Regions from separate parts of the Homo sapiens genome. Here region 1 is linked to region 2. A link is an interaction called in ENCODE POLR2A ChIA-PET data of the cell type or tissue named here. Cell type or tissue: PC-9. All regions are shown on one strand. Each heading gives the region's core, and the rest is flanking DNA. Links, peaks and the distances in the headings are about the cores only.

Region 1 (8,325 bases), core at 280-8,279, 310 kb before region 2:
ACAGGAGCAAAACGATACAAATGGAAAGTGAACTGAGCTGATTATGAGAGCCTGTTGCCTAGCTACAGGCCTGGCCCAAGGAGCTGTTCCGCTCAGGCAGGCTCCTGGACTGGGATGCTCACCCCTGCTCCACTGTGCTGGGCCCATGGGCAGCTGCTGCTGTGGTTCCGTTTCTGTGGCCTGAGCTGGGAACAGGTACGAGGGGCAGGGCAGAGTGAAGGCTCACCGTGGAGACTTCACAGCCTCAGGGGGCCCAGTGGAGGTTTGGCAGCATCCGAAACTTTAGAAACCTGCACCTTCTTTTCTGAGAGCAGACAAGAGGCCTGGAGAATGGGGCCAGGATGCCCTTCCCCTACCCTAGTCTCCAAGGTCTCCAGGGCAGGGCTGGCTTTAGCTCAGCTATCAGCCTTATTAAGGATTACAGTTCCTCTCCTTTGGCTAAATCAGCACATTTTTCCTGTGATGTTTCCCTTTTGAGTAGAGGAGGGGACCCACAGGAACTCCCTGCTCCAGGAAGGCAGCTCCAGCAGGGTCTTCCCCTTTGTTAAGTGTCAGTTACTATGTGGGAGGCTTGGCCTGTGCTTTCTGCTACTACTCATCTGGCCTAGGTGAGGCAGATATTGTTAACATCTGTGTATCAGTATACAGATAAGGAAACAGGCCTGGTGGGGCTTTCTCAAGGTCGCACCACTTGTGGTAGAACTAGGATCCAAACCTAGGTCTCATCAATCTAAGTCTGTGCTCCTCCTATGGCCTCTGGCTCCTGCCCAGAGAGGATCTCTGGTTTCCAGAGGGTGGCCCCTCACTGGAGAGCTTCTTCCTCCACTCTGCTCTTATCTGTTCCTTTACTTCTCACTCCCCAGAATTGGTCAAGGATAACCTCTCTTCTCACTGTGGGATTTCCATAGGAAAAATGAAGGGAGGCGTGGCTGGGAGAAAAGACTAAGGGAAGCTCCCTGGCCCAGGCAGAGCATGAAACCAAGGCCTTCTAGGAAAGGAGCAGAGCTGCATTCCTGCCTGCCCGCTTCTGAAGTTCCCTGGCTTCTCTGGTCCGGGCATTGCCTGGGGGACAGGTCAGTGATCACGACAGGCTTTAAAGTGAGGGCCAGGACTCACTGATGCTGTGCCCTCTGAGCTAGGGTGAACCAGGAACCTGAGCCCAGGAGGGCAGTACCCTGGCTTTCTGAGCTCCCCAGGAGGGCAGTGCCAAGCCTGCCCGGGGCAGCCCCTCCACCTCCTTCCTGAGGAGCAGGCAGGGGCCAGGCTGAAGGCTGCAGGACTCCCTGCAGGCCCTGCCCGCAGGGCATCCTCCCAGTTTCCTCTTGGGTTTGTTTTCTTCTCTTGTTCTGAACAGATCAACATTTGTCTCTGAACATCTTGTCTCTGAATGCTGAGGTGTTTCTGGTTGTCACATTAGGGGTGGGGTGTGGAGTAGGGAAGGGGAGAAAGTAAACGAGCTATTTTGGAGACTCGGGGGAAGAGCAGGCAGGCAGGAGCAGAGCCAGGCAGCTTGGCCTTGAGGGTAGGAGACCCTGGGCCCTTCACCCCCACCCATGGGCAGTGTCAGCCTGGGATGCTGGGCACCAGAGCTCTGTGCAACCCTCATTCCCTGTGCGTAACTGACTTGCCATGACCTCTGGCCCTGCTCCCTGCTGGAATTTTCTTCAGGCTAAGGGGTGGTCACCTGGCCCCTAGCAGGGGTCCTTATCTGGAAGTGGACCTGGCTCGCTCTGGAGGGCAGCAGAGGTCCTAGGGCCCCAGCACCTAGAGGTATTACTGGGCATATACCCTTGTCACTTTGTCCCAGTCAGTGGAGCTGATGACCTCTTCTTCTGACAGGCTCATCAGGACCAGGAGAGAGAGCAGGGGGTCACCTTGGCCCCAGTCATTCAGAAAACACTTACTGCGTACTTACCATACACATGTGGGGTTCTAGAAATCCAAAGATGAGTCAGAGGGGGCCATGCTCCTGACAAAAGCCAAGTCGGGTAGAGTAAGTGGCAGTCAAGGGAAATTAGGTGACAAGAAATGGCAACAGTAATACAAGACGGATCATGAGAGGTGCCACAGGAGTCGTAAGAAAATAAAGTTCAATAGGAAGTGAGAGGAGGAATCAATAAATCCCACCTCTACGTGGGATGAGGTGTAGGAGGTGTTCAGAGAGGCTTCCACAAGGAACTAGAAGTTGAATTGGGTGGGCCTTGTAGGATACTGACTTAGTGCCTTAAATAATTTTTTCAAAGAGTCACATTATAAATACATACATAAATAAATAAAATTTCCATGTGGGTAGAGCTAAACCATATGCAGCGTTAGGGAAAGGGGGAATTTTCTGGTCAGGTGACCAGCTCAAGCAGAGCTTGGACAGTGTGGGGCCTGGGTGGGCAATAACCAGGAATTCCATTTGACTGAATAGCGGGTTCTTGGATAGTGATCCGGGCTAGACTGAATTCCTTCTGGGGTAGGGACTCATCCGTTCTGGGCAACCCAGAGGCCCTGAGAGGCCCCAAGTGCTGGCTCGTCGGAGGGTGAGCATAGGTAGAGGTGGGTTCTGGACACTGGGACCAGAAGGTCCTGGCTCAGCATGGGGTGGGGGCAGGGCCAGGTCCTGTTCCTAGGGGCACCCATGGAGGGGAGAGGAGGGGATGTTTCTCTGCTGGGACCTAGGCCTTAGTGCGGGCCCTCAACCAGGAGCCAGGGATAGCTCAGAGATGCTTTGTTTGGCAGACCTTCTCATTTCCTGCCTCTTACCCCCGGGACTGCCCCACTGTCTTCCAGCACTGCCTGGGCACAAGGATCTTGCTTCCCTGGAAGGCTCAGTCCCTCAGTCCCTCACCCCATCCCCACAGATCTTACTCTGCCAGTGTCTTTGGCTGTGTTCTCAATTTTCCCTTCTCCTACACTTCATCCTTAATATAGGTTTTTGGGCCTGAGTCTCCTTATGTTTATCTGTCCATCTGTCTCCCTGGCCCTTCTTCCTGGGCTCTCCTCCCCTGCCCCCGCTGATTGTATGCAGTTCCCAATGATTGGTGTCTGTCACCTCTCCCCTCGACCCAGCCTGTGCCAGATTCCTGGAATGCTCTAGGCTTTGTGCTGAGTTTTACAAGTATCATTTCTTTGCATCCTCAAAACAACTGTACCAGGTAGATACTACCCTCATCCCCTCAAACATAGCAAGCAGATTGTAGCCTCAGGACCTTTGCACTACTCATCCCTTCTGCCTCGAACTCTCCGGTTCTTCGTATGACTCACTCCTTCACTCTTCAGGGCTGTTCAGGTGTCACCTTGTCATTAAGGCCTTACCTGACCTCTCTATTGGAAACAACTCCCCTATCCTCCCACCCGTTATCTCCTTTTTCTCTTTATTTTTTTTCATAACCCTTAGACCACCTGACATACTGTGTATTTTGCTTGTTTATTTGTTAAAGTCGGCCTCCACTAGAATGTAAGGTCCCGGGGCAAGGGTGGTTGTCTGGTATTTTCCCAAACACGGTGTCTTGTACTTGGTAGGCGCTCCCTTTTTCACTTTATAAATGAAGACCTTAAGGCTTGGAGAGGTTAAGGAACTCATGCAGGTCTCATATGCAGTCAGTAGCAGAGCCCAACTTGAACCCAGAAGTGTGTGGCTTTACATTTCTAGGGACAGTCCAACGGTGGGGTTGGTGGAGGAGGATGGTAATAGGGCTGAACAACTGGGCCTTTGGAGAGGGGTGAGTTTTCAACAGGACACAGGAGCCCAGGGGGCGCAGGGAGTTGGGAGGAGAGGCGCTCTCCTGCTTAGAGGATGGGAGCCTGCTGTCCAGGGTGCTGAGACCCTCCTGCATCCTCCCAGCAGGAGAGGAGCTGCCCCTGGTGGAGCCAGTTCACCGGCAGTTTTCTACTTGGGAAGTTTTGCCTTCCAGCAGAATCCATGCCCTTTGTGGTGGAAAGAACTAGCAGCTTCAGCCATGAAAATCAGGACAAGCAAGCACTCCTCCCTGGGCCTCAGTTTCTTCATCTGTAAAACAGCAGAAATGGAGTTGAACTGGATAACTTTCTCAGTCTCCGTTTTTCACTTCTAAAAAGCAAAGATTCTGTGGTATTTTGGCTCCAGATTCGGCTCACCTTCAAAAGCTGCACGCAGAGGACCCTAACCCTCCTCAACTCTTATCTCCATTTTATGGAGCACCTATTGGGTGCCAGGCATTTACCATGTAGAAGCTCATTTAATCCTACCGTAACACTGTGAAGGGGGTACTAGTACTGTCCCCATTTTATATAGAGGAAACAGGTGCAGAAGTTACCATTCATTTACCTGGTTGAGTGGCAGGGCCAGGATGAGGAATCCCGGAAGTCTAAACCCGGGCCCAAGGCTTCTAGTGTAGGGTTCCTTAGCTGTTCTCTGCCCTTAGTCTGTCAGCACAGGGGCCCATGAGAGGGAGGCTCGGATCTCCACTGCCAGCTCTGTAGGATGGCAGGATGGTCCAGTGGGGAATGAATAGAAGGCTCAAGGCTGAGGCTTTGGCCTCTAAGCAGGGTGGTGTTGCTGCAACCACCTCTTCTTCCCTTGGCCCCCTTTAGTGCTAGGAAGCCCTAGTCAAGGGAGCTGTGTATCCCTGCCCACAGGGATACACAGTGGATACACAGTGTGGACAGGTGAAAAGGCCTGGTGAAAAGCACCATTTGCAAGCAGGGTCAACCACTTATGAAATAATTCAGTTTGGGGAGCAACATAGGGCAGAAAGGAATAATTTGGGCCCTGAAGGGGAACCTGTAACCTCAGGACCCACCTGGAGCAAGGTGCCACAGCTCAGGCCGCATCTCTGTCTCCTTGGGGAGTGAGGGCTTCTTGGGGCCTGCTGAGTGCCTGCTGCCCCAGCCCTGGAGAGGCCACAGTGGAGATTGAGGCCCCACCAAGGTTTCAACAAAGGAGGAGGGGATTATACCTACCTGCTCGGTCAGAGGGGCCAATTGGAAAGAGCTTTGAGCTGAGAGTCAGGAGACTTGGCCTCAGTGTGATCCTGAGCAAATCATCTGCCCTCTCTTGTGCCTCTATTTCACTTAAAAAATGGGCACACATGACCACTCTTTAGCTCCCCTCCTCTTCTCAGGGTGGAGGTGAGGGGTAGCAGTTAATAGTAGATGGAACAGTTCTGTGTTTTGAAAAAAAGCAAAGGTGAATGGACAGACAGGAATCCAGGGGGTTGTTCCCTAATCCAGGATGTGGCTGGTGCCCACGGGGCCTGAAGGACTCTCTTGCCTGCTGCAGAATGAGCCCATGGTGGTGGCAGTTGAGGAGGGTAGCAAGGCAGGCTCCCTGGCCCTGCTATGAGAGGATGGCCGGGGCCATGCCGCCCTCCCTCCCTCCCTCCCTCTGCTCACCCTCTTGGCAGCTCTTCCTGAACTTGTTTTTCCAAGTCACTAATTAACTTCACGCTCAGTTTCCCAGGTGGGCCTACTCTCCTGGCTAACTTTTCCTCAGAGAGCCAGCTTCTGCTTCCCATGGTTCCTGGCAGAATTGGGATATGCTGTCCCTGCCCCTTACCTCAACCACTCTGTTTTTCAGGAGAGAGGGTGGTGCCAGGACTGGACTCCTGGCATGGCCACGGCCACGGACAGGCACTTTTGCCAGCCCACCTAGGGATGGCCATGGAGAGCCCACAGGCTGGAGCCATTTACTTAATGCCCATATCAGCCTGTATTGACTTGGCAGCCCCTTTCTCAGAGGAGGAAGAATGAGGCTAGAAAAGGAACTTAAATTTACCTTCACAGGGGAGAAGCAAGCAGGAAAAACTCCAGCAGTGTCGTAAAATTGGGAAAGTGTGTCTGTGTAATTGTTATTACACATGCATTTCATCTCCATTCACCCCCTGGACCTAGCCTTCTCCTTCCATGCTGTTTCTGATCAACCCATCCAAGTTAAAGTGCGAATGAGGTACAGTGAGGTGTGTGATGGGGGACCTGTCCTAAGCCTGAGGCACACTTTCCCACGGGTGAAATAGCAGTCATCAGGGAGCTAACTGGGAACAGGATCAGTGATTCAGAGATGGCTTTCCCAGGCCTGTGAATTGACCCTGCCTGGGAGGTGGTGAAAACACTGTGGTATGACGAAAAGGTACAGCCTTTGAAGTTAAACAGTTCTGAGTTCAAATCTGGTTTTCATCCCTTCCAGGCTGTGTGACCTTAAGCAAGTATGTAACGTCTCTGATGTTCAGTTCATCCTGCATAAAATGGGATGATGAGGCGTGCCTCACAGGGTCATTGGGAGGATTGAAGGCGATTGAAGCATATACAGAGTGCTTAACAGTACCAGGCACAGAAGAGACAGCTGATAACTGTTCATTCCCAGATTTTCCCCCTCAAACTTGCTCCTGCTCCAGTAGCCCTGGAGGTGCTGCTGCTTGCTTCATTTTCCCAGGTCCCCTTGTATTCTTCATTGGTGTTTTGCAGTACTAAGAACAAGGTATGCCCTCCCCATCCCAGTGCAGACTCCCAGGGAGGAAAACCTCTCTGAGTCCTCACTGGACAGGGGACGGGCACATGCCAGTGCCTGTCCACACAGCCAGGTGGAAGTCAGGGTAGGTCAGGCAGGCATGGGGATTACCAAATGGTACCATGAGGCCACAGACCTCCCTTACCCACCTATTTAGGCTCAGCCGTCTGGTCAAGGAGGAAGCCCAGTCCAGCCATCGTGCAGGACAGGCGGCAGCAGGAGGCATGAGACTGGACCCCATCAGTGGGCATCCTGACAGTGGTGGATGGCACGGCATGAATAACACATGAAGCCTCCATAATTGGTGTTATTACACATGCATTTCATCTCCATTCATAATGATTGGACACTTAAACCCAGCCGCCGTTCCTCTGCCGAGTGCTGCTGTCATCCTTCTAGCCGAGATCCCAGCAGCTGTCGAGATCAGCCCCTGCCACTCTGATGCTGATGCGTATGGTTCCTTTTTCTTTGGAGCTCAGAGTTCCAGGAAATGTCAGTTTGTGGGAAGGAGTGAGACTGGTTCTTCTGACCAGACCACCCTCTCAACTGCCATGGTGCATGTTGTCTGCCTTTAGGGGCTTCCTCACCATCTAGGCAGTCAGCGGGGACATCCTAAGGTGAGAGGCAGGAGAAGAGACTATGGATAATAGGCTCAGCCAGCAGAAAGTGGTCCAGGGTCATTCCTTGCAGCAACCTGCCTCGGAGCATTCCTTCATACAGTGGACTTCAAACTAGTGTGCATTAGGATTACTTAGAAGGTTTGTTAAAACATTGCTGGATCTTACCCTTGGCATTTCTCACTCAGTAGCTTTAGGTCAAGTTTGAAATTTGTGTTTCTAACCAAAGGACCAGAGACCTAATGCTTCTGGTCCAGGACCATACTTTGAGGACCATTGCCTTAAAGCCCAGTTACTGCAACTGTGGTGCATGGACAGAGCCTCACCTGAGTGCTTATTACAAATGCAGAATCACAGGACCTGCCCCAAGCCTCTGGATCAGGAATGCATTGTAACAAGATTCCCATTGCAGCTTGAGAAGCCTTAAAATGCAAATGGGTCAGAGGTGGGCAGAGCTATCAAAGGCAGGTCTAGCAGCTGTAGATACCTGACCAGTGTTTCCAGCCAAGAGCAGCTTCTATCTTTTGTGACAAAGATTGGGAAACATTGCCCGAGAGCCCCCAAGCATATGGATAAAGACCCTCTGAGGAGGGACTTCCAGCCCTGACTCCATACGTTAATCCCACCTCTCACTCTGGAATGCCCTTCCTGGTAACCTTCATGCAGAAGTCCACGTCCCCAGCTGGGCCCATCCATCCCTGTCTGACAGCTGCCCCCTGCTCTCCTCCCCTGCCCATAGGTAGTGGCCTTTGCCTCTCTCTTCTTCATCCTGGTCTCCATCACCACTTTCTGCCTGGAGACCCATGAGGCCTTTAATATCGACCGCAACGTGACAGAGATCCTCCGCGTAGGGAACATCACCAGCGTGCACTTCCGGCGGGAGGTAGAGACAGAGCCCATCCTGACCTACATCGAGGGCGTATGTGTGCTGTGGTTCACACTGGAGTTCCTGGTGCGCATCGTGTGCTGCCCCGACACGCTGGACTTCGTCAAGAACCTGCTCAACATCATCGACTTTGTGGCCATCCTGCCCTTCTACCTGGAGGTGGGGCTGAGCGGCCTGTCATCCAAGGCGGCCCGCGACGTGCTGGGCTTCCTGCGCGTGGTGCGCTTCGTGCGCATCCTGCGTATCTTCAAGCTCACACGCCACTTCGTGGGGCTACGCGTGCTGGGCCACACCCTGAGGGCCAGCACCAATGAGTTCCTGCTGCTTATCATCTTCCTGGCCCTGGGTGT
Region 2 (8,271 bases), core at 272-8,271:
TGGCTCTGTACATGGTAAAGCCCTGGAGAAATGTAGCTTCACAGTAATTCGCATGATGATTTGGGGGCCTTGTCCTGAACTGCTTGGCAGCTGGATGGCTGTGGGTGGGGGACTCCAGCTCTGTGTTGATCTCATGTCTTCGGAGCACCATTTTCTCCTTTGGGGTCTTGGACCGCAGATGGTGCTCCCTGATGATTATCTTCCAGGTGTGAATCAGTCCCGCTTTCTGAGAGGAATGAGTACCATCAGTGAGCTTTGGGCAAGGTTTGGGAACCACTTCCATGGTTCTAGCCAAGGCTAGAGTGACCCTTATCAGGAACTTCTCTGGAGGCCAGCAGCAGAAAGCATTTGGGGATTAGGGAGAGCTTCTTTGGCCAAATAATTAACTTCCTTTTTTGGGAGCCAGGCCATTTCCCTTCTCCCTGCCTCCTAGGTTCCTCTTTGTCACTTCCACCCCCAGGTCAAGTGACAGGTAGGAGGGTGTTTGATGAGGGTCTGATGGTGAGGAGGTGGCAGACAGTGCCAAGGTCAAACAGCATATTCCGTGGTCTACAGAAGTGTGCTGTGCAGGCGGCTCCACCTGCCCCATTAGTAGCAAATGTTAATCATTAAAACAAAGAGAAAAGAGAACCGTCTTGAGGACAAGGACCTGGTGTGAGGCTCTGCCCCACCACTTAGGAGTGTATATTTTAAAGCAAATCATTGGATTTTATGACTCAGCTTTCTAATCTATAAAATGGGTAAAAATAATAGTAATTCCCATCTCAAAGATTATACTGAGAACTAAATAAGGTAGTAACAGTGAAAGCACTTTGTAAATTGTAATTGTAAATTGTAAAATGACAAAAATCTCCCTTTACGTTTTCCTCCCCTCTGCTCCACACATAAACCCAATATAACATGCTTGTAGAAAGCATGTTTCACGTAAAGAACTGCAGGAGGAATTCTCAGCTCACTATTCTCCCCTTCTGCTCAGCCCAGTCCTGACTCCATGCCTTCATCCTTGTTTTGCTCTTGCTTCTCATATGCTTTTTACTCCCCCTCCCTTCCTCCATCATCTATTCCTCCCTGCCCATCTGGGAACTATTCAGATCCTACCTTGTCCCAGGAGCCTGCCCTGGCCAGTGTCTGAGAGAGCCCTCTGTCTCCCTGTGCTGCTAGCCTGCTTGTGTAGATGCTCACTTTTGTCCTCAGTTTGGAGCACCAGCTTCCAGGGGATCAGCCTTCACTCTTCAGCTCTCTTGTAAGTTTTCAGGATGCATGACTGTGTTTTGCAGAGCTTTTCCTATCAGCCTGCTTGGTCTTGGAGGACAGGATTCCCCTACAATCCCACCTGCGTCACCCCAGTGTCCAGCTCAAAGTTGCATATAGGAGGGTGGCTGATGAGGGTCAGGGTGGTGTTGGAGGTAGTGGGGCAGTGCCAGTTTCAAACAGTGTATCCTGTGGATGTAGAGTGATTATTTGTTAAGCACCTGCTTGCTAAGTAGGTGAATGGATGAATGAATGAAGAGTTGTAAGCTCATGAAGGCAGGGAACATGTCTGTCTTATGCACCACTTGGCTAGCCCACCTATGTGCGCAATTCATCTCTGGTGAGTGAGTGAATGAATGAGTGATGAATGAATGAGGGGTGGCGGTTGGTGCATGGGCTCAGGGCCAGGACACCTGCATTGCCTCTACAGTTCTGTGATTACTGACTGCTTGCATTACCTCATCCAGACTCCATTTTTTCATCTGTAATAAGAAAATATGCAGAGTCAAAGGAGCTAGATAAAAAGGATACACATATAGAATAATTCTATTTATATGAAATTCTAGAAAATGCAAACTAATCTAGAATGACAGGAAGCAGATCAGCAATTGCCTGGGGATAAGGATGGAGAGGGTGAGGGCAGAGTTACAAAGGGGCTCAAGATTGTAGGGGTGAAGTTTATGCTTCTTATCTTGATTTTGTGATGGCTTCACAAGTCTATACACTAGTCAAAACTTATCAAGTAGCACACTCTAAGTTTAGTGTGCGTCATTGTATTTCAACAAATCTGTAAAAAAAAAAGGCAATCACACAAACAAAAGAAATAAAAGTGCATGGTTTGCCAATGATTCCTCAAGATTTCGGCAAGGACCAAAGGGGATGGTATGATGCTCTGTAAACTGCATGGGTCATGTGGAAAGAGGGGATTACTCTTGCATAGTGCTCACTACGGTGCCCAGCACCATGTCTGCTCATGTTGCAAGAGCTCAGAAAACTGTTTAGAAAGAATGAATGTACCCTGGAGCCCAGGGTCAGTCTTGGTGCCCAGAGACCACCCAGCAGTGCTGTATCCCTGCAGATCAGGCTGTGGGCACTTTACCCTCTCTCAGAGATGTGCACAATGTCAAGGACGCCCCGGGCCATGGCAGGCTGGCTCTCTCAGCTTGGTGCTGGGCATTTTGTCTGTTTAGTGGTGGGAGAGAAGCCTCTATTTGCACTGGAAAATATCTGCTTCTCTGGAAGGGTTTCACTCTTTCAATAGGCTTTTGTACTATAATTAGTATTTCATAAGAGTCAAGATCAGAGTTGTTTCTGCCCCTTGGACTCACAGTCTGGGCTGCCCCCACTCTGTCCCACACTCTGGAAGGAGACGGACGCCTTGGGTGGGGTGAGTCACTTGATGAAGCTGTAACTTCAGAGCTGGGGTTATTTGGGGACTGGCTCCCATTGCAACAGGCAGGGGCCTGGAGTCTGCTCTGCGTGACACCCTTTGAGTCTTAGATCTTTTGATCTGCCCAGTGATCCAGGGCCTTGATGGAATTGCCATTACACCAGGCTGAACTCTCACCCATAGCTGAAATGATCATGACGTTCAAGAGTCTTCCATAACGTCCGATTCTACATGTAATCTCTGTGCTTGCCTGGCACAGTGCTGAGACAGTGCACCTGGCTGAAACAGATCTCTTTTCCTTGCTGAACATACTTGTACTTTCCTCCCTCCAGGCCACCATGTGGGCAGGTCCTGCCACCTGCATACTTCACTTCTAACCTCACCTGAAGGTGAAGCTTTCTCTAAGGACTCCAGGTGAAGGCACTCTTGCCCTTCTGAGCACCCCCTGGAAGTTGTCTACATTTCCTTCTCGGCATTTTATTTGATTCATGTTTTATCTCCTAGAACTTTGTCATCTTTGGGTCCCTCAGCATCTGGCATGTGGGAACAGGCTGGCCCCCTCACTGTCCCGGAGACCCCTATGCTTTCCCATCTTCTGACCTCTGCTCATTGCCCTTCCCTAACAGCCAGACAGGCTTGGGTTTGAATCCCATCTTTTTACCCACTAGGTATGTGACCTTAGGCACATCACCACCTCTGTGAACTCTGCTTTCTTCCCCTCTAACTGGGTCTAATCATACCTTTCTTTTGGATTCTTGGGGGAAAGAATGAGATAGTGTATAGAACTTTGCCTGGCATGCAGTAGGCATCCCATAGATGGGAGCTGATCTTTTTTGGGAAGCTTTCCCTGCCCACGTGACACAGACCTCAGCCATCCCAACTGCCCCTCCTGAGCCCTGTAGCTCTTCATGTTGGCAGCCAGACTGAGGATGAGGCTTTATGGTTCAGGTAACCTCTTCTCTGACTGGACCAGGCACTTCCTGCAGGCAGGGCATGGGGAGGGGCTCAGCCCTGTGCTTCTCCCAGAACAGACCTGCAGACATCTGTGGCTAATGTCAGGGCTGTGGACCTGGCTTTTCAAGGTCACAGAGCTATACCAAGCAGGCAGTATCCAGAACCCATTCCATGGCCTTTCCCCATGGGTCAACTTTGGTTGCCTAGCAACTCCAACACCTCCTACACATTCAGGTGAGGCAGCAGCTGTTCCTTAGTCAGAGAATGGTTGAAATAAGTAATCATGCAAAGACAACAGTGTGTACTGCATCTCAGGGCCCCAAGGCCCCGGTGACAGGGAGCTCAGATGTCGCAGGGCTGGAAGCAGGTAGGAGGATGAGGGGGTGGGCAGGTGGGCCTGGCTCTCCGGTCCTTGAGCAAATGAGTGAAGGACTGAAGGAAGGTGGGGGTGAAACGCAAACCGTGACACCTCTTGTGACTGGACAGAAGAGGGCGCTGCTGTCCTGCTGGAAGCAATCCCTGGGCCATTCCGAGGACCCTTTACTTACCTCTTTGATGCCGCTTTTCTTTCACTTTAGGGTCGGCCAGGCCTCAGGTCTTGCAGATTCTCCCCAGTGAGTGGCTCTCAAACCTCACCCTTTCTGGTCTCTGCCCCTCTTAGAGCCAAGCCCCATCTCTTCGGCTCATGCTGAACCACGGCCCGGCCGGAAGAGTGTGGATTCTGTACCTCTCTGTCTCACGTGGTCGGGATTATGTTGCCTCACTCTCCAAGAACCTCAGTTTCCCCAACCAGGGAATGGTAAGATGGGGTCTTAGGCAAGACTCGCTGGCTCTGCTGCTCACTGTAGCCCCTCTGGTCCCTCGAGTGCCCAGCTCCTCCAGCCTTTCTGAGTGGAAAGCAGAGGTGGCGATGTCAGCCTTAGGGCCATGGAAAGGGTAGAGCTGGAAACTGAGAGCAGCGTCCGTCAGGAGACCTGAATTCAGTGGGGAGGTCAGCAGGCTGGGTGTGGGGGCTGCCCCTCATCCAGCCTGAGGCAGGCTCTCCATCCTGGTCAGGAGCACAGGCTCTGGGGGCAGACAGGAGGGCCAGCTCCCAATCCTGGCTTGGCCACTTAGTGTCTGCGTGACAGAGAACAAGTTACTTATGCTCCCTTCACTTAGGGTTCTTCGTCTTTACAGTAGCCTTGCTAGCACCTCCCTGGAAAGGGTGTGGTGGGAAAGTGATGTCACATAGAAAGCACGCAGCGTGCAGTAGGCACTCAGCAAATGCTGGCAGCTGCTATCAGTTGGGCCCGGTCAGGGACCATGGGGGTGGGGATGGCCATTCCTCCTTTTCCTGTCCTGCCAACGGTAAAATGGGTGAGTTTCACCCTTACTAGTATGGCAGCCAGGCCCTTTCAGAGGCTGTCCATGCTGATGCTGAGCCTGCTGGGACAGGCATGGTCAGTAAGGGGAAGGCCTCGGGGACCGATGTGCCTGGGCCATCAGAGGCTGGGTAGAACTTGTACGGCCCGTGCTCTAAGCCCCTCTGTCTGTGGTGAAGCTGCTTCCTCCTGTCCTGCTGTGAGGGGTGAGGTGGTCACTCGGTTACCTACACTCCTGCTGACCACACAGTTCCACACAGGATGTGAGCCTCACGATGCGCCCTAAGGAAGGTGGCGATTATTACCCCCATTTAGCAAATAAGACAACTGAGGTCCAGAAAGCTGTGTGATTGGCTCACAGTCCTTCAGTCACTACGTTATAAAGCTGTGACTCAAACTCACGTTTCTGTCACAGTCCCACAACAGCAGATCCACTACCACGTGTGGCCTACTGTCATTCAGCCAGGGGCAGTGCCCACACACATACACAGAGACATGGAGACACACATGCAACACAAACATACAGACACACAAATAGCCACAACAGACACACTCAGGCACACACCAGCATGGCTATGTGAGTCTTCTCACACAGTCACGGACATATCCATGCTGCACATACAATTACCAAGATACCTGAAGACAGAGATAGACACGTGCTGGCGTAAATATGCAGGCACGCATGAGAGGGTTCCCATGCACAAATTTGCACTCCCCAGTACCACCCACGTTGCACAGATGTTTCTGTTCCAGGTGTGCCCTGACACCCCCTTCTCCCATCTAGTCTCTCTGCCTCTCAGAACAGGAGAATGTTCTGTTACTTGGAGCAATTGAAAGAAGACAAGGAGGGCTGGAGGGGGCACAGAAAGCTGGTCACGTGACTCTCTTCCTTGTTAGAGTGTCGATGGGCACAGTGTGGGCAGTCTGTCTCTCTCCCTGCAGGGACTGCTCAAGGACAAATCTATCTTCCTAAAGGGATGAAATGATGCAAGCAAGAGTTCTTTCATTTAAAACCCGAGCAGCAGCAGCGATGCTGAAAAGAACAATCACGGAAGAATTCATTCCTGCAGGAATGTAAGAGCTTACAATTTAACTGCTATGAACCATGGAGACTGGAACAGCTGCCTCCCAACACTGGGTGAAATACTTTTGCTCTGGAAGCCAACTGGGAGGCAGGACTCCTGGGTTCTTTTTCCTGGACCTCTTGATTTTGTGCACCATCAAGTCCCCATATTGCCTTCTTGTTTGCTCTGGAGAGAAGGGAGCATCTGCCTCTGATGGTAATAAATGCAGTTTCTGGATACTGGGAGAGACAACAAAGAAGTAATGGGTCTGGAAGCCTGAAGAACTTCCTACAGGTTCTGTCTATACATGGTGGTTGGTAGCTGAGGGGCTGGTTCCATCAGTACCTGCACCTTCAGCAATGCAGCTTCTGCTCAAGTCTATCGTGGGTATTTACCCTTCGGACTTTGGAAAGTGGGAAGCTCATTGCAGTTTTGGGCTGGCCTTCTGCAGAGTTCTGGGTGTCAGCCTTGCTAAGCAGGTCCTTGGGGAGGTGTGGAGCCAGGAGGGACACTGCAGAGAGCTGGGGCTGAGCTGAACACTCTCCATACACTCACCATGCCCTGTCCTCAACTAGGTCCCAGTTTCAGCCTCTCACCCTGTATCCAGCTGCTGCTCCCTGAGGGGGCTTCGACAGAGCCCCACCAAGCTTCCTTCTTGACCAGCTCAGCTCAGCTGTGGGGTATGGGATGGGGAAGGGCAGATTAGCAGTAGTGTGCTGGGGTTTTTGTTCCTGTGAAACCTCTCCTTCCCATCCCCTGAAATATGGGTTTGTTTTTACCCATTCCCAGGAATGTAAGAAGGAATTATTTTAGATGAAACTGTAAGGTAGGGGACATTTCTAATTAACACTCCACTCTTGCCACCTGGCCCTCAGCCACCAGTTTTCATGAAGCCAGTTTATCAGCTGGAGAGCATGGGATGTGGAGTCTGTGGACATGAGTTCAGGTTTGCCTCTGCTTCTTGCCGGCTGTGTAGCTTTAGGGGAGTCACGTTAGCTTGCTAGATCTTAGTTCCTTCATCTTTAAAACAGTCATGGAAACATCTGCCCTGCAGACTATCCCCTGATACTCTGTATGGAAGGTTCTTAAAAACATCTGTGTTGAATGAATAGGTCTGAAGCCCATGTGAGATAACAGATGTCAGAATGCTCATGAAAACACAGGGGATAGATTCACCAGCCCTGAGCCAGGTTTGCCCACTGATGAGGAGCCTTTCTGAACCAAGGTGCTTCTCTGATTTTTCTCAATAACATGCTGCAATTCACCACTGATAAATTTACCTAAACTTGCCTCATCCCTTCCCAACATCCTCCCTTCACCCTCCCAGGAGGCAGTTTATTTAGCACGGTGTTAACAAACATTGACTCTGGAGACAGCAGGGTTTGCAATATCAGCTCTATAACCAGCTAGTCCTGTGGCCCTGTGCAAGACACTTAATCTTTGTGCCTCAGTTTCTTCATCTGTAAAATGAGAATACCTATATCATAGGGCTGTCAAGATAATTAAAGGGGTGAATGTAAAACACAACAGCACCAGACACATGGCGAGCACGATGTAAAAGCTGGTTACAGTGTGTGTAGGAGCCCAGGCCTGGCTGCCCTGGGGAACAGCTGCCTTGCCTGGGCCAGGCTGTGAAAGCATAAGTGGAGCCTTCCTTTGGCGCCCCTGTGATTATCTGAGCTCACAGTGTCTTCTCCTGTCCCCAGGGTGTGCCCTGGTCTGGTTCTCTGCTCAGGTAAAGGCCTCTTTCTCCCAGACCTTCACACCCATCAGTTTCCAAAACCTGTGGGATCTGCCTCCATGAGGTCCCATCTCTGCCCCACCTCTCCCCTTTCTCCGTCCTGTTGCCAGCCATTGTGCAGATGTCACTCCTTGCCTGGATTGCTGCCATGGCCTCCTCAGTTCTTTTTGTCCTCCCTATGTGGCTACCAGAGTGCTCCTCCGCACAGCCAGGGTGGGTTAAGTCACTCCTGCGAAAGGCTTCCAGTGATTCCCTCCACACCCAGCCTGGCACACATCCTGTGTGTGTCTCTGTCTCCCAGGTTGTGGTGGGACCTTGGCCTCATCTGCTGTCTGCAGCCAACTTTAGCATCTGTGGACACATGTAGCATCCACCAGGGAACTGGAGTGGGGAGTGGACTTGGCCCCTACTCCACCTGGCTGTTGCCCACCATACTTTCTTCCTTGCCTTTCTTTCCCTGAACAGCCAGCCCAGGGTGAGGCAAGCAAGCCCTGTGGCTAAGTGTTG

Evidence for each region. ChIA-PET counts read pairs that join two places held together with the same protein. Peaks named below come from ENCODE experiments on the same cell type or tissue, not always from the same donor. Only the 100,000 strongest peaks of a DNase experiment are listed, where the experiment ranks them.
Region 1: POLR2A ChIA-PET joins it to region 2 with 10 read pairs; 2 of 35 experiments call an interaction of 5 or more read pairs at or near these places.

What each region holds. Positions count from the first base shown.
Region 1 is chr1:110,215,136-110,223,460 of GRCh38, forward strand. KCNC4 (potassium voltage-gated channel subfamily C member 4) reads left to right here. Exons shown (of 4, transcript NM_001039574.3): 2 at 7,829-8,325. Among named protein-coding and RNA genes, the nearest start is that of KCNC4, 9.0 kb to the left of the region's middle. RefSeq lists an enhancer at 16-95. In PC-9, for the core only: no CTCF peak of the experiment used is centred there; no DNase peak of the experiment used is centred there.
Region 2 is chr1:110,520,566-110,528,836 of GRCh38, forward strand. LOC124904292 (a long non-coding RNA gene) reads left to right here and starts at 4,888. Exons shown (of 2, transcript XR_007066353.1): 1 at 4,888-4,954; 2 at 5,902-6,262. In PC-9, for the core only: CTCF peaks have their summits at 4,113 (motif pointing right) and 4,314; a DNase peak (open chromatin) is centred at 4,816; H3K27me3 peaks cover 7,553 bases.